Linked DNA regions of Homo sapiens: all the other regions are linked to region 2. Evidence: chromatin contacts called from ENCODE Hi-C data. All regions are on one chromosome and are shown on one strand. Each heading gives the region's core, a stretch centred on a gene start or an enhancer-like site at or near the end of the contact. The rest is flanking DNA. Distances are from core to core; before and after follow the strand shown.

Region 1 (3,214 bases), core at 90-2,589, 1.2 Mb after region 2:
CAGCAATTATTGCCAGGCACTGATCTCACTGCTGTGAGTAATCACACCGAACAAGCATTATCTCTCCTATTTTTTCCTTCTTTGCATCTGAACTTGTCTCTTAGTACCTATATTACAGTTGTTCCTTTGATCTTGAGAGCTCCAACAGGGTTATAGTTCAGAGCTTGGGACACAGGAGAAAGCACTTTTTCAAATTTATTGGATTGAAGAGAAGGAAAAGTGCTGAATTTGACAGAATGAAACAGCATTGGATATAAATATGCTCAGAAACTTATACAAGGTAGTCAAACTTGAAGAAGGCTGAATTGGTTTAAGAGATTCAAGGAAACTTTTGGCTTCACAGGGAGATGTAAGAAGGCAATTAGGTACCATTAGGGCCAAATTTGTCTTTTGTCATCATGCGGAAGAAAGATTAAAAAGGTTAAAGATGAAATTTAGAGAGTGTTCCGAGTTGGAGTTTCATCAAAAGGAGCAGGGAAATAGGATAGAGAAAAAATAATTACGGAAACCAGTATAAAGAAAATCTGTGAAAATTCCTTATTTTTTAAAAGTACACTTTTTGTACAGGGAGTACTCCCAAGAGTAGCAGAGAACATTACAGAAATGTTACAGAAATAGAGAAAGTGATTTATATAAAGAACATGTTTTCATATGTATCATTTTTGATATGCCTCTCCCTTCTGCTCAACCACCACAGACAGGAGGTTCCCCTAGAGTTTATGGCTGATCAAATCTGATGTTTAAAATACATTGTTTCTGAAGAAAACTGTGGTCTGATCTAAGATGTGATATACAGGAAGCTGCTGTTATAATTTAATCTGGGCCATAATTGTTTTACAACTTAGGTAACTTTTTAGACTTAGTGTATCTACCTGAATTGTGGTAGAGACAGGAATAATTTTCAGTGAACGTAATGAAAAGCTCAATCCTTAAGTGTTATAGTATTCAATACTCAACTGCTAAAATAATTTTAAAGTTGGCCAAGGCATAAAATTTATAGCCTGAAGTCTTGCCAAAATCACGGTAATGAGACCATAAATCAATAGAATGTCCCTAAAAATAAATTTTGCTGGTTATTTGTTGCATACATATTATTATTAAGGTTCCTTGCATATCTAAAATATTATTTTCCTTATGCATATGGTATATAATAAATGGATACTGTGGTACATTTTGTGTGCAGTATAGAATAGTGGTGAAAGCAAAAGAAGAAACGATATATTTAAAAATAAGCATTTCAGTATCGTTTTTCTTACTGTTCTATTCTCACCTCCTCCGTTAAGTTTAACAGGAAGTCACAACTCTCAGTTGCATAACTTGTGTTTTCCATTCTCTGCATATTTTTCAGCTGAGCACTTATTAGAAATATGAAGTCACTTCAAGTGACAACACCATCATGACACCTCCTATCAAAAGTGACGTCACTTTTGTCTATAATCAAAGCACTGGGGCTCTCCTACCAAATCATTTCACTTGCCATAGGGCTACTGCTGTAGATCATGCTTCTTTACGGGCTGCAGAGCTGGGGGCTGCCTTTGGAGTGGAGAGACAGCAATTACAAACGTTGAAGAGGATGGAGTTCTGCTTTCAGTTCAGCTCAGCAGCCACATAATGTATTGTTGAAGCAGTGGGAAGGTATGTTCCTACCCTCGCAGGCAAAATTTCACAGACTTTTATGTGTTGTCATTATTGCCATTGTTATTTTTTTGTTTCCAGAACTGATGTACTGAATCGCATATTAGTTTATGTGATAAAAAAGGTAAATTTGTTTTTTCCCTCTATATTTGGTATTTTGATTTTTTTTACAACAAGTATGAAAGTGTGTTACTTTTATAAACAGAAAAAAGTATCTGTTTTTCAATTCTACCAACACTTATGGAGGGTCTGCTATATGCCACACACTGTGCTGAGTATTGGGAATCCAAAGTTGAAAGAGATAATTCCACCTCCAGGTCATTTCATCAAAAACCCATTCACCAAGAACCCATTTGTCAAGGTGATTCCTGGTCCTTTGTTCTCAAAAACTCACAAGCTAAAAGAAAACACAGACATGTAAGCAGTCATGAGATGTCTGCTTCATTGGTGATGAACAAAGCTATTGTTCAAGGCTCAGAGAGGAAAATAATTCTTTGGAGGTTAGGAATGGATCCAATGAAATAAAGCAACCTTGGTGTCTCACCCTAGGAGACATAGCTTCATAAGAGGGTTGTGGGTTGGATTCCATCACCCACTTGTCCTTCTGTCTGGTTCATTTGTGCAAGACATAACCTGTCAACCACGCTTCAATGCCTTGGAGAACTCTACTGTTTTGAAAACATCTGCTTTGGTCTTGATGCTATCTTATCAGATTCTGCAAAAGCTGACCAGCCATTTCCGTTGTGTCTCATCAGGTCCTTAGTCACCTATGACAATTGGACCGAATGCTCCTCCCACAAGCAAAATCACCATAGCTTGTTTCCAATGAGAATCTTAGGTTACATTAAGTATCTGGGTGATTCAGCTGGTACCTGACCTCAGTCCTCAGAAATACTGACTTTCTGTCAATGCATAGACAGTGAAGAATAAATTTTGTATTTTCCTGTATATGTTATGCCAGGATTATATTCATCAATAAACTTCAATTTGGGAGGTGGAGAAGAGTCCAAAAATGTACTCTTATTCTAAATACTAGGTCCTCTTTCTGACTATTCAAGTAGGGCTACTTACAGAAGGCCAGATACAACTATATCTATTCTACATTACTGCTTACTTCCTGCAGGAGTAAGGTATTAGTCATATGGTACGTTTGGTTGAAATGAACATTATGACCACAGAAAAAACTTAGAATGTGTTGGATTGTCAGAAAAACTTCATTTGCTTGAATTGTGCTCTGATCATTACATGTAATGCTTTGGTAAGGGCCGTGATGGACAAAGTCAATGGTACTCTTCCATTCCCAATGTGAAGCTAAGATCACATATGTACCCTTTGTTCACTGATGCTGACAAGAGGGAATTGGTTTGATAATACAGTGCTTTTACACCTATGATACGACACCACCTTCTCTGCAGAATCATATCACCTGTACATTTCATCCTAAATTAATGCCCTTGTCAGCTGGTCTTGTGGCTGTGCAATTACTTTGCAAGCTAAAATTTAGATAAAGAAGAATCAGCCTAGTTATAATAAAATAGCCCAAGGAAAGTTGAGAAATGCTAATTCAAGTTAGAAAGAA
Region 2 (2,983 bases), core at 219-2,718:
AGTAGCTGGGATTACAGGCATGTGCCAGCGCACCCGGCTAATTTTTGTATTTTTGGTAGAGACGGGGTTTCACCATGTTGGCCAGGGCTGGTCTCGAACTCCTGACACCAAGTAATCCGCCCACCTTGGCCTTCCAAAGTGCTGGGATTATAGATGTAAGCCACTGCGCCCAGCTGAATCTTCCTCTTCAGTATCTTTGTGGCACTGTTTTCTTCCCTTTCATCAGTTGGTAAATGCTTTAAGTACTTTGAAAGCCAAATCTAAAGCTTTCAAATAAGGAAGTAGAGGTATGGGTCAACACAATAGCCATTACCTATTTTCATTGTCCTAAAAATATTTCTTCACTCTTCCAATACCTAAAAGTCTAAAGTTAGAGAATCATTTAGCTCATCTTCGTTTTAGAATAGCATTTGCTGAAGGCAAGTATAGGAGATCAGAATATGCCACCCCAAAATATGTCACTCTGGCATAAGAATTATTTTGAGCTGAAGGCACTCGAGAAATAGCAAATGCAGGAAGAACTCTGTGACCTCTCAAATGTTCTTATCTAAAAGCAGGTTATAAAATTTCCCATGAGAAAAGTGTTCTTCCTGAACCAGGAATAGAAGAACATTCTTAACACTGGAGACTGGGAGTTACTGCCAAAAGAGAACTAAACAAACAAACTACACAAACTGAAAACAATCCTTATCTTCCACTGGTTTCCCCCATATATTTCCTGGTCACTGCCTCACAATGTACTGCCCCTAGCCTAATACCCTTTGTCTTGTATCCTCACAATTTATCATTCTTTGTTTTAAAAGGTATACACACTTTTGAGCCTAACTGCTTTTTCAGACATTCATTTTCCTTATGAGGGCTCCCATGCATGTAAAAATATTAAATAAAACTTGTATGCTTTTTCCCTGTTACTCTGTCTTATGTTAGTTTAATTCTCAGGCCCAGCCACAGAACCTAAGAGGGTAGAAGAAAGTTTTTCCTCCCCTATACAAGAAAGGGGCTTATTTCGTCTCCTGCCTTAAGCTGGTCAATGGTACTTCACACAGCTTGAGCTTCCAGTCTTCCAAACCAGACCTTTTTGGAACTGAAACAAAATCATATCATTTTTTTTTTCTCCTTGAATGAGTACCTAGATCTTAGAAATAGAAGTCATATTATGAAGATCTTATTTTGGAATTCTAAGCAAGAATTTAGCTCTTTTATTTTAGGTTTTATCTGTTCTCCTATATGAGAACAATATTTATAAATTAGGAGAAATGGTAAAAGAAAGTTAACAATGGGGAGTAAAAAGATCAACGTTTCAATATCTAAAAATATTCTGTTACAGTTGCTTTTATGATCATTTTGAAACAGGATACTTCTACTGCACTTACTGTGTGCAACTGTAGGAGAATTACATGTGACGTATCCTTTTAAGAACTTCTACTTATTTTTTGATCACATCTTCGATAACTTTGAATGTATAGTCTGAGGGTGTTTCCTTTTTATTTTGGCTATTTAATGAATTGGTTCTTATATAACTATAATGATCATGAATCTTCTTTGTAAATAAGTTACTTTCAGTTACACTCATTTAGGACTTGAAAATTGCAGACTGTAGTGATGGAAAGGGGGAAGTGAGAACTAGAGTTAAACAAAACAGAACAAGATTATGGTAATATCAACAGAAATTAAAAATAGGAGGTCAGGTGGCTTTTGTTATCTATGCCAGTTGTAGGGATTGTGTCTTTTCTTGCTGGTTTAGTAATTTTGGTGCCTATTGTTAAATGTGATAACATCCCTGGCCAGATTTTTGTTCAGGGCCCACTTACAAGTCTGCAATAGGGAAAGTGGGGACAGGCTGCATCTAAAAGGGCTTTACTCAAGGCCTTGTCCGTCGAGTTCACTAATATAATCCGAATATGTAGTAGAGTGGTTGGCATATAGGTGCTCAAATAATGATAATAATAAGATTAATAATAAAATCAGCTGACAGTTATATGATTCTTAGTACATATTGAGCACTGTTATAAGACTTTTAGATATAGGCCGGGCATGGTGGCTCACACCTGTAATCCCAGCACTTTGGGAGGCCAAGATGGGCAGATCACCTAGGTCAGGAGTTTGAGACCAGCCTGGCCAACATGGTGAAACCCTGTCTCTGCTGAAAATACAAAATTAGCCAGGCATGGTGGTGCATGCCTGTAATCCCAGCTACTCAGGAGGCTGAGGCAGGAGAATCTCTTGAACCTTGGAGGCGGAAGTTGCAGTGAGCCCAGATTGCACCATTGCACTCCAGCCTGGGTGACAAGAGTGAAACTCCATCTCAAAAAAAAAAAAAAAAAAAAAAAAACAAAGACTTTTAGATATATTGATTCATTCATTTCTCCCAACAATCTATGAGGTGATATTGTTAGTACAGTATCAATATCACCTCATTTTTACAGATGAGGAAATTGATGCACGTAAGTTAAGTGATTTTCCCAAGTTCTAATGGCTAACAGCTGGTAGAACCAAGATACAAACTTAAGCTGTCTGGCATTGGAGTCCACCTCTTAACCACTAAGCTGCATCTTTTGTTTGTTTATTGTTTATGATATTGATTGAATGAATGAATGAAGCCTGCAAGGGTATTGCCAACATGAAAACATTGTCAGAGAGAAAAGAAGTCAAGCTGATAGTTGAAAGAGATGAGGATGTATGTTGAGCCAGACAGGTCAAGTGAAGATGTAGTAGTAAAATGAACATCAAGGTTGGGGAATCCCTGTCAGTGGGAAGGCAAGAGAAGGAGAAAGAGAAGGAAAGAGATACAATCCAGATCAGGTATTTCTCAAAGAAACATTCCGCAAGTCTTTTTTCTTACCCTGTTGGTATAAACAAGTGGCACACCTACTTTATCAGATTATAAGAAAACAGCTATTTTCTCATAAGAAAATTGTTTAATGCATCCACATCCTTACACAATAGATTCTAAGTGGCATTATGATAAATTTGCATATGTACA
Region 3 (3,148 bases), core at 512-3,011, 2.0 Mb after region 2:
TTTTGATCTTATTAGTTTCTTCTCTACAAAAAAGTGGATTTGTTATTCTAAGTATCTACCAGTGATCTTTAATAACTTGGACATAAATGTATGGAAACTTTACTTTCCATGCCTTTGTACTTTTAGTTGCAACACTTTCTTGGGGGTAACATCTTTTTAAAGTTTACTCACACCGTATAGTGTTTTATTAATTTAGTTTGAGAACTAAAGAGGTAACATTTCAAGAAGTCCTTAGTTCTAGGAACTGGTAAATGAAGCCACATTCAGTCATTTTGTATGCTTTTTTTACTCAATAAATATTGATCTTAATATATCACCTAAGCTTTGTGTTTCTCAGCTTAGAAGTTTTAATTGTTTGAGTCTATCTTGATACAGAGTCTAGTCAACCTCTCTAATGATTCTACATGCTGCTCTCTATACTTCATTCAGTTTAGTTGTACTGTCATTGAGATGTGAATTCATCCAGGAAAAGCAGATACTTTGCTGCCTCAGACATATCTAATTTTAAAAATGTTTTATTTCCAAAACCCTTTCCTAGGGGTGCCCAGCATTGTGTTTCTCCTTAACTACAGAAGCAAAGTAAGCTGATTTTAGGAAAAATTGTTTCTAGTTCTTTCTAAACATTGGTTTAGACTTTTAGTAATTGATAAGATCTCATATCTTACACATATATGTCTATATCACTGTTCTCTAAGGTTAATCCTTTAACAATGGCACATGTTAAAGATCATACACCAGTTTTCTTTCTACTTAGGCAGTGTTGGAAGTGTTGATGTTGTAGTTGTTTGTATTTTATTTTCCCTGTAAGCTCAGACAGTTCACTACTGAAGTGAGTTTCATATCACCTACAAACTTGAAACCCACTGTGTGTGTGTGTGTGTGTGTGTGTGTAAAATGTTGGTGTGAAACTTTGTCAAAATGTTTCGAAAGTCTAAATAAATAGCACTCAGTGGTTTCCCTTTGGACATATGCTTATTTCTATATTCCCTTCTTGATTAATTTTTAGCTTTATTATGGAGGTTTTCAAACACACAAAAGTGGAGAGAAAAGGTTATAAACTACTGTGTACCCATCTTAGCAACATGTTGCTTTCTTTTTTGTTGTTGTTATATCTATCCTTTTCCCTCAGTTCTTTTTTCTAGGAATATTTTAAGGTGAATCCTGAATACCATATAATTTCATCCATACATACATCTATCTGATAACAGAAAAGTACTCTTTAAGAAATTCAACAGAATTTCCATAACTTCTTAGTATCTGGTCCAAGTCATCTAAATTGTCTCTCAAAGGTTATTAGCCAAGACTCCTCAATATATAAACCGTAACTCTCATGGATATTGCATCTGTAACTTTTATGGAGATGCCATTATCATATCAAGATTAGAAATCAGATTGAGAGCCTTTTGTTTCCAGAATCTCCTCTGGAGTCCTTCTTATGGGTGTGAGTCACACTGGCAAGCTGCCATTCTTCTCACATAGTAGTGGTTATTAACAACAGGTCACACATTTTGGCCACCGGTTCCATATTTTACCCTTGAGTTCCTTTAGCAGTCTTGGGTGAATGCCATCTGGGCCTGGTGATTTATTTACATTTCGTTTGCCACTTGGGTCTGGGAAAGTCCTGTTTTCCACTGTTTGTTCCAATTCCTCTGACCTGACGGCTTTAAAGCAAGATGCAAGTGAGACTCTTTTCTAAAGTCTTCTTCAGTAAAGACTGAAGCAAACAATTCATCGATCCTTCCTGCTATCACCTTTTCATCCCTGAATGGCCTTTGCATTTTCTAGCTGGCTTCCTGACTTTGTTATACTTAAAGGGGTTTGCATTTTTGCTTTGGACTCCCCTGTGAGGTGCTCTATTGATTTCTTCATGGACCATTTGTTTTTAGTTTGCTTCTGACCTGCTCTACATTCCTTTTCTTTGAGAGTAGCAAGTTTTACATTTAAAAATATTTGTATGGCCTTTTCGTGTTACCAACTTGGCATTTGAGGCTCTTGTTGAAGAGCTCTCTGTTCTGATTGTAGCTCACATTTCTCCTGGTCTCCCAATGAGGTGTTTTAATGTGGTCTCTATGGGGTACTTGTTTATTTTGAAAACGTTTCCTACCCATATGTGTACTTTTCTCTTCCTTTCCCTTTCACGAATTGCAAAATCACAAGATGGAAATGGAACTTGAGGCTTTCCCTGTCCCACTTGAATGTCTGGCTCATAAGTGTAATTGCTGTTAATGAGTGGTTCTCCCACAAGCTACTTCTGGCTTTATTTCACAATCCACTCCTGAGAATCATAGGATCCATGTCTAGTTTTGGGAGGTGCTATCCAACTTCCTTCTGTAGCCACAGACCAGCCTTGTGGGCAGTTGTTAAGGCTAGCGTTTCCATACTTGCATTTAACTGACTGGACAAGGGGGAGAAGTGAGTGGTAACTTGTTCAAAATTTAGGAAGAGCCAACTCGAGATTCATCATTTTATCATTTGGTTTATTACTTACAACATGGATAATATGCCACAGATAATTAAGGTTTGATCTTACATGTTGGTTAGATGATATAGAGCATCAGAGTCTAAGAGAAATGTATTGTGCATTACATGCCCAACTTAAAATTTTCTGGTTACCATATTCTGAAAAGTAAAAAGCAACAGGTGAAATTTTCAATGATATATTTTATTTAACCCCAGTAGTTAAAATGTAATGATCTTAACATGTAATCAATATATACATTATTAATACGATTTTTATATGTTTTATACTAAATCTTTGAAATCCAGTGTGTACTTTCTATTTACAGCACATTTCAATTAGAACCAGCCATATGTCAAGTACTTAGTAGCCACATTTGAAAGTGTCTATCATATTGGACAGTGTAGCCTTTGAGAGGGTTATATAGGGTCCTCCTCAGAAAACAGTCTTTTATTCATGAATTCTACAGAAATCATTCAGAATTCACACACACACACACACACACACACCCACACACCATTTTACTTACATCTGTGATAGCCCATCAGAGTAACAAACTCTGAAGGAGGCATTTTACCTGACAAGAACAAAGTTGATGAATATATTTAACTGTATTACTCTAATGTACTTGGTATATCTCCTCTAATTAAAATAAGATTATCTTACAACTTATGAAATGAAGATCTGGCA

The links. Hi-C counts contacts between places; a loop is a spot of excess contacts on that map. Pooled maps may share reads with other maps.
Region 1: a pooled map shows a loop between it and region 2 (5-fold over the local background). The contact joins two enhancer-like sites. A Hi-C loop is called at or near these places in 2 of 37 single-sample maps with no recorded cell type and 1 of 50 pooled maps.
Region 3: a loop to region 2 is called in a map with no recorded cell type, with 3 times the contacts of the local background. The contact joins two enhancer-like sites. A Hi-C loop is called at or near these places in 2 of 37 single-sample maps with no recorded cell type and 1 of 50 pooled maps.

The regions. Positions count from the first base shown.
Region 1 is chr2:191,113,237-191,116,450 of GRCh38, forward strand. All of the region lies in intron 3 of STAT4 (signal transducer and activator of transcription 4), which reads right to left. Among named protein-coding and RNA genes, the nearest start is that of STAT4, 36 kb to the right of the region's middle. Within about 2 kb of position 1,340, at least 5 of the 41 ENCODE cell types and tissues checked have a DNase peak (open chromatin) inside an H3K27ac peak, as active enhancers do.
Region 2 is chr2:189,951,328-189,954,310 of GRCh38, forward strand. It overlaps a transcript of AKAP19 not described here. Among named protein-coding and RNA genes, the nearest start is that of MSTN, 110 kb to the right of the region's middle. RefSeq lists an enhancer at 1,823-1,892. Within about 2 kb of position 1,469, at least 3 of the 41 ENCODE cell types and tissues checked have a DNase peak (open chromatin) inside an H3K27ac peak, as active enhancers do.
Region 3 is chr2:191,925,995-191,929,142 of GRCh38, forward strand. The region is part of intron 1 of CAVIN2-AS1 (CAVIN2 and TMEFF2 antisense RNA 1); the gene reads left to right. Among named protein-coding and RNA genes, the nearest start is that of CAVIN2, 80 kb to the left of the region's middle. Within about 2 kb of position 1,762, at least 5 of the 41 ENCODE cell types and tissues checked have a DNase peak (open chromatin) inside an H3K27ac peak, as active enhancers do.